Regions from separate parts of the Homo sapiens genome. Here all the other regions are linked to region 1. Evidence: chromatin loops called from intact Hi-C (ENCODE). Cell type or tissue: PC-3. All regions are shown on one strand.

Region 1 (2,500 bases):
GACTTCTTCATAAAAATCAGTTCACCCATATCTGCTTAAGATAAATATTAAAAGATAATATCTGCTTAGTTCAGAAAGTACAAATACCATCAGGTTCAACAATATTATTTAGATTGCTAAAATTGTAATTCTGTTAACCTATTTAAAAAGAAATATAGATCTATTTTTTAGATGTCAGCTTTTAAGAGAAAAACTCTTTCCTTAAAGTCAGTTAGTTTAAGCCACCCCTTTGTTTTAAAAGAAGTTGGAAGACTTCATATATATATATATGCATATATATATACACACACACATATATATGTATGTGTCTATATACAGCTTTGTCATTAACTAAATGAAGATAAAATGTGAAAAGAAAAATACTTGCAGTATAATTATATTGTTGAGGCAATTCTTATAGTGAAACAGAACCAGGTAATTGTAGAGTTTAGAAAGGGAATCATTCACATTCTCAGACAGTGATGCTTCTCTGATTAGGATACATGCCATAAATCTTTCTCATTCACTAAATTTCTTAATGGATATCTTAATGAAGATAGCTCCACATACCGGTCTCAGGTTAAGTCAGAGGAAGAACTGTAACAGTGATAATAGCTTGCATGTACACAACTGCTACTTTTTCTGTAGTAGAAAATCCAAATTATTCCATTTATGTGGGCTTGAAGTGACGGTAGCACTGAATAATATTGAGGGGAGGAATGACTTCTTAGTAAGTACAAAGATTCTAGAGAAACTTCTATTCAAGCAATGGAGATCAGTAGTGTTCTGCCTCTTTTAAAAACTGAAAGGACAGACAGGAATTGATATAATAGCAGAAGACATTGTATTCCTTGGAAGAATGTTCTAGTGCAAAGTTTTCTGATGGAAGAGATTCTTAAGGCATGAAGTAGGTATGGACTCCTCTCCTCTCCAGTTGAAAAGACAGAATCTGTCAAGCTGGAATCATGGTTCTCAACCAGGACATTTGGGAACATCTGGAGGCCTTTTTGATGGTCACCACTGGGGTGAGGGTAGGGGGTCTTCTGGTATGTAGTGCATAGAGGAGGCCAAGGATGCCACTAAACATCCTATAAAGCACAAGACACTCCCCCAACATACACAGGAAAGATCACCCAGCCCTGCATGTCAATAGTGCTGAGGGTGATAAATTGTGAATCAGAATGATACACAACAAGGATAGGTAAACTTTTTCGGTAAGAGGCCAGATAACAAATCTCTTAGGCTTTGCTGCCACATAACCTCTGCTGCAATTACTCAACTTGGCCTTTGTAACACAAAGTAACCATAGACAATAGTGAACAGGCATGGCTGTGTACCAGTGAAATTTTATTTACAAATACAGGTGGCAGAACCCCATTGGCCCTCTTGCGTTAGTGTGCTGTCTCCCGATAGAAGTCATTTCTACCCTTAGAGATTCCTCAAATTCTTATTTCTCGAATTGGAAAGAATTCCAGTTGGCACAATGACCCTTTGATAGAAGTCTAACTGTAGGAATTACATCCAAGATGAGACAGGATCTCTAGTTTGCAGCAGGAAAATGGAATCTGTAGAATGACACAAATTTTTTAAAAGTTACTCTCGTCTTTGAAAAGAAATACTTTTTTAACTAAGATTTTGCAAAACAGATTTAAAGATTGACGAGCTGGTCAAAAAACAAAAACAAAACAAACAAACAAAAAACAGAAAACAGACAAATGAACAAACCAGGGTACATAAAAACACACTAGTTTTCTAAACCAGAGATGCTTATTTTCTAGCACATGGTGCCATAGAGAGTTGACAAATAGATTCATGGGGTTTATAAACTTGCTGAAACTGAACAGAAAATGGTGTGTGTGTGCGCGTGCATCCTCATATATATGATATTCTTGATCTTCTAAAAATTTTTTACTGCTAAATCATACAAGGTAATTTAGAGAGTATGTTTCAAGAATGAGCTACTTCTCTAAGGCTGCCAGCATAATTAAAAAGTACTACATGATAGCAAATTTGGTTCTACGTCTGGATTTTGTTGTATTTGTTGTTGTTGTTGCTTTTCAGACAAAGTCTCGTTGCGTCACCCTGTCTGGAATGCAGTGGTGCAATCACAGCTCACTGAAGCCTCAACCTCCCAGGTTCACGCAATCCTCTCATCTCAGCCTCCAGAGTAGCTGGGACTACAGGCACATGCCACCACACCTGGCTAATTTTTGTATTTTTTGTAGAGACAGGGCCTCACTTTGCTGGCTGGGCAGGCCTCAAACTCCTGGGCTCAGGCGATCCGCCCATCTCGGCCTCCCAAAGTGCTGGAATTACAGGCAAGAGACACCATGCCCAGCAGGTTCTATGTCTTTGACAGATTCAACTAGTCACAAGTTACCACATTGTTTCTAATCAACAACCTGGCCTCCAATTCATGTCATACTCAATTTGGTCATATAGCAAAGGCCCATTTCTGAGTCTAAAGTTTTGGTACATGCTTAGTATTTATTCTTTGTACTGCCTTGTATGAAAACCGTCT
Region 2 (2,500 bases), 170 kb after region 1:
ATGCCTGGCATTAAGATGCGGAAAGTAGGAAAAAAAGGAAGGAAGTGTATCCTCCTCCCACCTCTTGCTAGTGGCCAGCTGGAGGTCTTCCCAGGATTTATTTTGTCCTCTCTAACCAGGCCTAGAAAACTGCAGAAGGCCAGGTGCGGTGGCTCATGCCTGTAATCCCAGCACTTCGGGAGGCTGAGGCGGGTGGATCACTTGCGGTCAGGAGTTCAAGACCAGCCTGGCCAACATGGTGAAACCTGTGGTGCACACTTGTAATCTTAGCTACTCCGAAGTCTAAGGCAGGAGAACCGCTTGAACCCGGGAGGCAGAGGTTGCAGTGAGCCAAGATCGTTCCACTGCACTCCAGCCTGGGATACAGAGTGAAACTCTGTCTCAAAAAAAAAAAAAAAAAAAAAAGAAGCATTTTTCCTTAGGCAAGGCTGAAAGAGAAAAGAAATATTCCTGCCTCTAGGCTGGTAGGTAAAGGAGTTTGAAAAAGTTTTATTTAAAATATAGGCAATTTAACTGATTTATTTAAAAGTAGGAGTGGGTTGTGTGAAAAACAATAGATTTTCCTGCACAGAAAAAGAAAGGATCATCTCTAACTTTAATAAAAGTAATGACTCACCATTGCTCAAATTTAGAGAAAAACAAGCTGTCTGTATGTCACACATTATTTCCTGTCTATCCAGATGAGAACAGAAGCTCTTCAGTTCAGCTGAGCCAACCAAGAACGTGTCAATTCTCAGCCTTATTACCAGCTCTTCTTTATCTTATCTTTGAAAAGTCAGGCCAAATCCAAAAAGATACATCTGTTCTTCTACCCTTGCAACAGTAAAGTCATGGGAGCAGGGATGTAGGAAGCCACGGCAAGGAGGTCTCCATCCAGTAGGTGGCCCGGGATGAAGGCCGTGTTGGGGCTAAACCACACTCTGGAATTCTGTCAGCAAATTCCTCGCTGTGTGAACTTGAGCAAGCCATTCACCTTTCTTAAGCCATTTTCTTGATATTTCACAGAGACTCACCAAGTATTCAACGAGAACATGTAAGTGAAATGCTTCACAAAATGCCTGGTAAATAATAGATGCTTAGAAAATGGTAGAGAGAGAAAAGAGCAGTCTCTGCCCTTTAATGTACCTGTTTTTGCCCTCAAATCTAGATGCCATTCCTATAATTTGATAACTTTTCCTCAGACTTTCCAGAAGTAGAATTCCTTCCAGTTCATTAACAACATCCTCTGTCTCTTATACTAAGGACATATTTGGCTTCCTTTTGATTGCATAAGTATTTCTTAAAAGACACCTTGGGAGAGATGACATGTTTAAAATGCAGTGGAGTAACCTGCTCATAAACTCTGAGGCCCTGAACAAGGTGAGAACATGACAAATGAACAGGGATTATGTGCTGCATCGCACGAGAGTTCCAAAACAGGAAAATTGACTTTACTGGGTGCGGCTCTACAGTCATATAACATGGTTTACAGTTTAAAATATCGACTATAAAAGCCAACTCAGAGTGAGTTTTGGGTTGGTCATAACCACTGCAAAAAAAAAAAAAAAAAAAAAAAAAACCATTCACACTGAGAGCGACCTTTATACCTGTTTGGGTTTCTTAGTAACTTATTTTAACAGATTGTCTATACAAGATGGAGTTTTATGACTGGTATCAGTTCAAAGGTGGAGAAAATGTGAACCAAGTGTGTTTAGCTATATTTTCCAGTGCATTTATTTCTCATGAAATGTAACAACAGATGGACTCCTGGAGTATGGAATTTCCTTTCTTTTCGAAAGGAATAAGTACCCAACAAGCAAAAACTATAAAATGAATGTCACTGTTCTTCCAATTGTCCCAATGGGGAAGATACTGTTTAAAAAGCATTCACTCCAGTTAGCGAACAAAAAATAACAACCTGTACCAAGCCATTTTCTTTCCCCCAAGCCCATTGTCTCTAAAGATGCTCATCTTTCGCCTTCAAGCCCTTTTCACAGGTGCAGAAACGTAAAATGCAGAAATGAAGTCTAGGACTATAGATTGTCAATCAGTAAACAAGGAGAGATGTGAGAAATTAGATTCTGTCATAGAAACAAATAATCACATTGGGAGAGTGGAAACGATGATTATTTCCTTGCTAATCATCCTCCTTGAAAAAGATACCTATAAATTAATATGCATTTGATATGGATTATTTTTGACCCGTATGCATTTCAGGAAATAAAAACTGGATTCAGAAAGGCCTGTGAGGCCCAGTGCGGTGGCTCTCACCTGTAATCCCAGCACTTTGGGAGGCCAAGGTGGGTGGATGACCTGAGGTCAGGAGTTTGAGACCAGCCTGGCCGACATGGTAAAACCCCGTCTCTACTAAAAATACAAAAATTTGCCAGGCGTGGTGGCACGCACCTATAGTCCCAGCTACTCGGGAGGCTGAGGCAGGAGAATCACTTGAACCTGGGAGGCGAAGGTTGCAGTGAACCGGGATCATGCCACTACACTCCAGCCTGGGCGACAGAGCAAG
Region 3 (2,500 bases), 340 kb before region 1:
CCGAGTGTGGTGGCACATGCCTGTAAACCCAGCTACTCCAGAGGCTGAGGCAGGAGAATCGCTTAAAACTGGGAGGCGGAGTTTGCAGTGAGCTGAGATCTTGCCACTGCACTCCAGCCTGGGCAACAAGAGCAAAAGTCTGTCTCAAAAAATAATAATAATTAAGAAAGAAAACACACACTCTCACACACACAACATTTTTTCTTCTAAGAAACATAAAAATATTATTGTAGAGGGAGGCTCAGGATTCAACTAGGCTAATACACCAAGGTTTGGTGCCCCACCCTGTGGCTTACTAACTTTGTTGGTCTTAGGTAAATAAGTCAAGCTTGTTGATTCTCTAGTTCTTTATCTGTAAAATGTGGCTAATGCACAGTAACTACTTCATTGGTCAATAGATCATTTAAATAAAATATGGTACCTACAGTTTGGAGTTCTGCTTATTTCTCTCTCACTTTACTCCCTTTCACCTGGCACATCTGTGCAAAAGTACCCTTTGTGACTCGAATGAAAGCAGAAGGCACCATTTGGGGGTGTTGTTGATGCTTATTTAATCAAAATATCTGCTATTTTTAATCGACAAATTTAACAAAGGAAGTGATATACTGAAAACTCTAAAACACTGACGGAAGAAACTGAATAAAACACAAATGGAAAGATGTTTTGTGTTCATGGATTGGAAGAATTAATATTGTGAAAATGTCCATACTACCCAAAGTGATCTACAGATTCAGTGCAATCCCTATCAAAATTCCAATCAAATTTTTCACATAAGTGGAAAAAACAATCCTAAATTCATATAAAACCATGAGAGACCTTGAATAGCCAAAACAATTCTGATCTTTTATTTGCAATGTGAGAAGCCATTTCTTATGTCAAGATGATAGATTTCTAAAGAAACTATTGAAATAAGTTAATACACTTTTGGCCAGACTTGCTATCTTTTCAGTTTAGATTGGTTCCTGATTTTTACCAATGACCTTTCATTCATCATAAGAGTTGAATAAACCCTGGACTTTCCCAGATTAAAAACACACATAAACCTGGAAGCAGCCACCACAGAATATCACTGTGTAAACATGATAAAATGCAGAAGTAGATCATTTACATTCAATGAGTAACAAGGTATTTGCAGGAATTAACTGTCCTTGACCAGCCCAATTCTGTTCATATGGCTTATGCTTTCACTTTATTGATGCCTATAAATAAACATCTCTTGTCTTAATGTGTCCCGGTTCAGCATTCAGCACACAAAAGGCTATATTTTATAGCTGTGGGCCTCAACTCAACCTCCAGGGAAATTGTGTGATTTCTTTCCTCTTGCTCAGCTTGGCATCTGCTATGGAGGCCTGCATTCCCGAAACTCTCGATTAGAATGAATAATTTGCTGCCTATGAGCCAGTTATCCACAGATTAGCCCTCTGAACCTTCTGTTCCTTTCGGCCATCTTTTTGGGGTTTTCATTACTTTGGAAAGTAGCTATTGTTCTGGGGAAAGAAATGAAACTAATAGCTGTAAAAGCAGAGGTTTGTGTGGGTGGCAGGGAGGGAGTAGGTCTGGAGACAGTTTCTTTCTGTTTTTGCCCCTGGATAATCAGGAGTTAAATATAAAATGCAAAGGCTCCCATGCTTATATTTTTTAAAAGAATTAGATCAGCAAAGATGGCGGTAAACTGTACCTACTTAAACTTTACCAAAGATGGAGGTAAAGTCTAAGTGGAATTTGGAAATACCCTAATAGCTCCTGGTTCCCAGACATGGGGCACTTACACATCCCACATATGGTGCTACTTGCCTGATAAGCATTGTCTCATCTAAGCCTTACATATCTCTGTGAGGAAGACATTACAATGTGGATCTTAGAGGTAACAATATTGAGGTTCAAAGAAGTCGAGCAGCTACCTAGAGACGCACGATGAGTAAGTGGCAAAGCTGAATTGTCTACTCCGAAGACCAGGCTCTTAATCACATTGATGCTATATATAGTCATCCTAGCAATCCAATCTTAGTCAAATCCACATTCTGGCCCCAGTGAAAAATAGCTCAATTTATACAACGTGCTGTTCTTACTCAGTAGTAAATCAGTGGCATTAACTAAGTTTACCTAGCTTTAATTTCCTACATATATGGCATTTTCCAGTTTTATTGGGGTGTTTAAAATTAAAGGAATTCCTTTAAGAACAATTATGAAAGGTTAGATGTTTATTTTTTAAAAAATAGAGATAGGTCTCACAATGTTGCCCAAGTGGGCCTTGAACTCCTGGGTTCAAGGATCCTCCTGCCTCAACCTCCTGATTACCTGGAACTATAGATGTACTTCAGGGCACCAGGCAAGTATTTTTTTTAGAAGCTAGTATATTTATCAGACAGAAGGACAATCAAGAAGTAAAAAACATAATTTCTGTCATAATGCATTTATTCAACAAATACTTATTGAGCACCCATTTTTTTTAAGCAGGCCTTGTTTAGACACAAGAAATGAAATAGTGTATATGACTGAC

Evidence for each region. A loop is a pair of places that touch in the nucleus more often than their neighbours do. Peaks named below come from ENCODE experiments on the same cell type or tissue, not always from the same donor. Only the 100,000 strongest peaks of a DNase experiment are listed, where the experiment ranks them.
Region 2: it touches region 1 in a loop (7-fold over the local background); 2 of 110 quality-filtered maps call a loop at or near these places.
Region 3: it touches region 1 in a loop (6-fold over the local background); 4 of 110 quality-filtered maps call a loop at or near these places.

What each region holds. Positions count from the first base shown.
Region 1 is chr13:73,335,739-73,338,238 of GRCh38, reverse strand. No RefSeq gene overlaps it. Among named protein-coding and RNA genes, the nearest start is that of LINC00392, 230 kb to the left of the region's middle. In PC-3, no CTCF peak of the experiment used is centred here; a DNase peak (open chromatin) is centred at 1,278; H3K27ac peaks cover 2,500 bases.
Region 2 is chr13:73,170,411-73,172,910 of GRCh38, reverse strand. No RefSeq gene overlaps it. Among named protein-coding and RNA genes, the nearest start is that of KLF5, 110 kb to the right of the region's middle. RefSeq lists an enhancer at 2,493-2,500. In PC-3, no CTCF peak of the experiment used is centred here; a DNase peak (open chromatin) is centred at 1,430; H3K4me3 peaks cover 630 bases; H3K27ac peaks cover 2,500 bases.
Region 3 is chr13:73,671,390-73,673,889 of GRCh38, reverse strand. No RefSeq gene overlaps it. Among named protein-coding and RNA genes, the nearest start is that of LINC00393, 11 kb to the right of the region's middle. In PC-3, no CTCF peak of the experiment used is centred here; a DNase peak (open chromatin) is centred at 1,099; H3K4me3 peaks cover 533 bases; H3K27ac peaks cover 2,500 bases.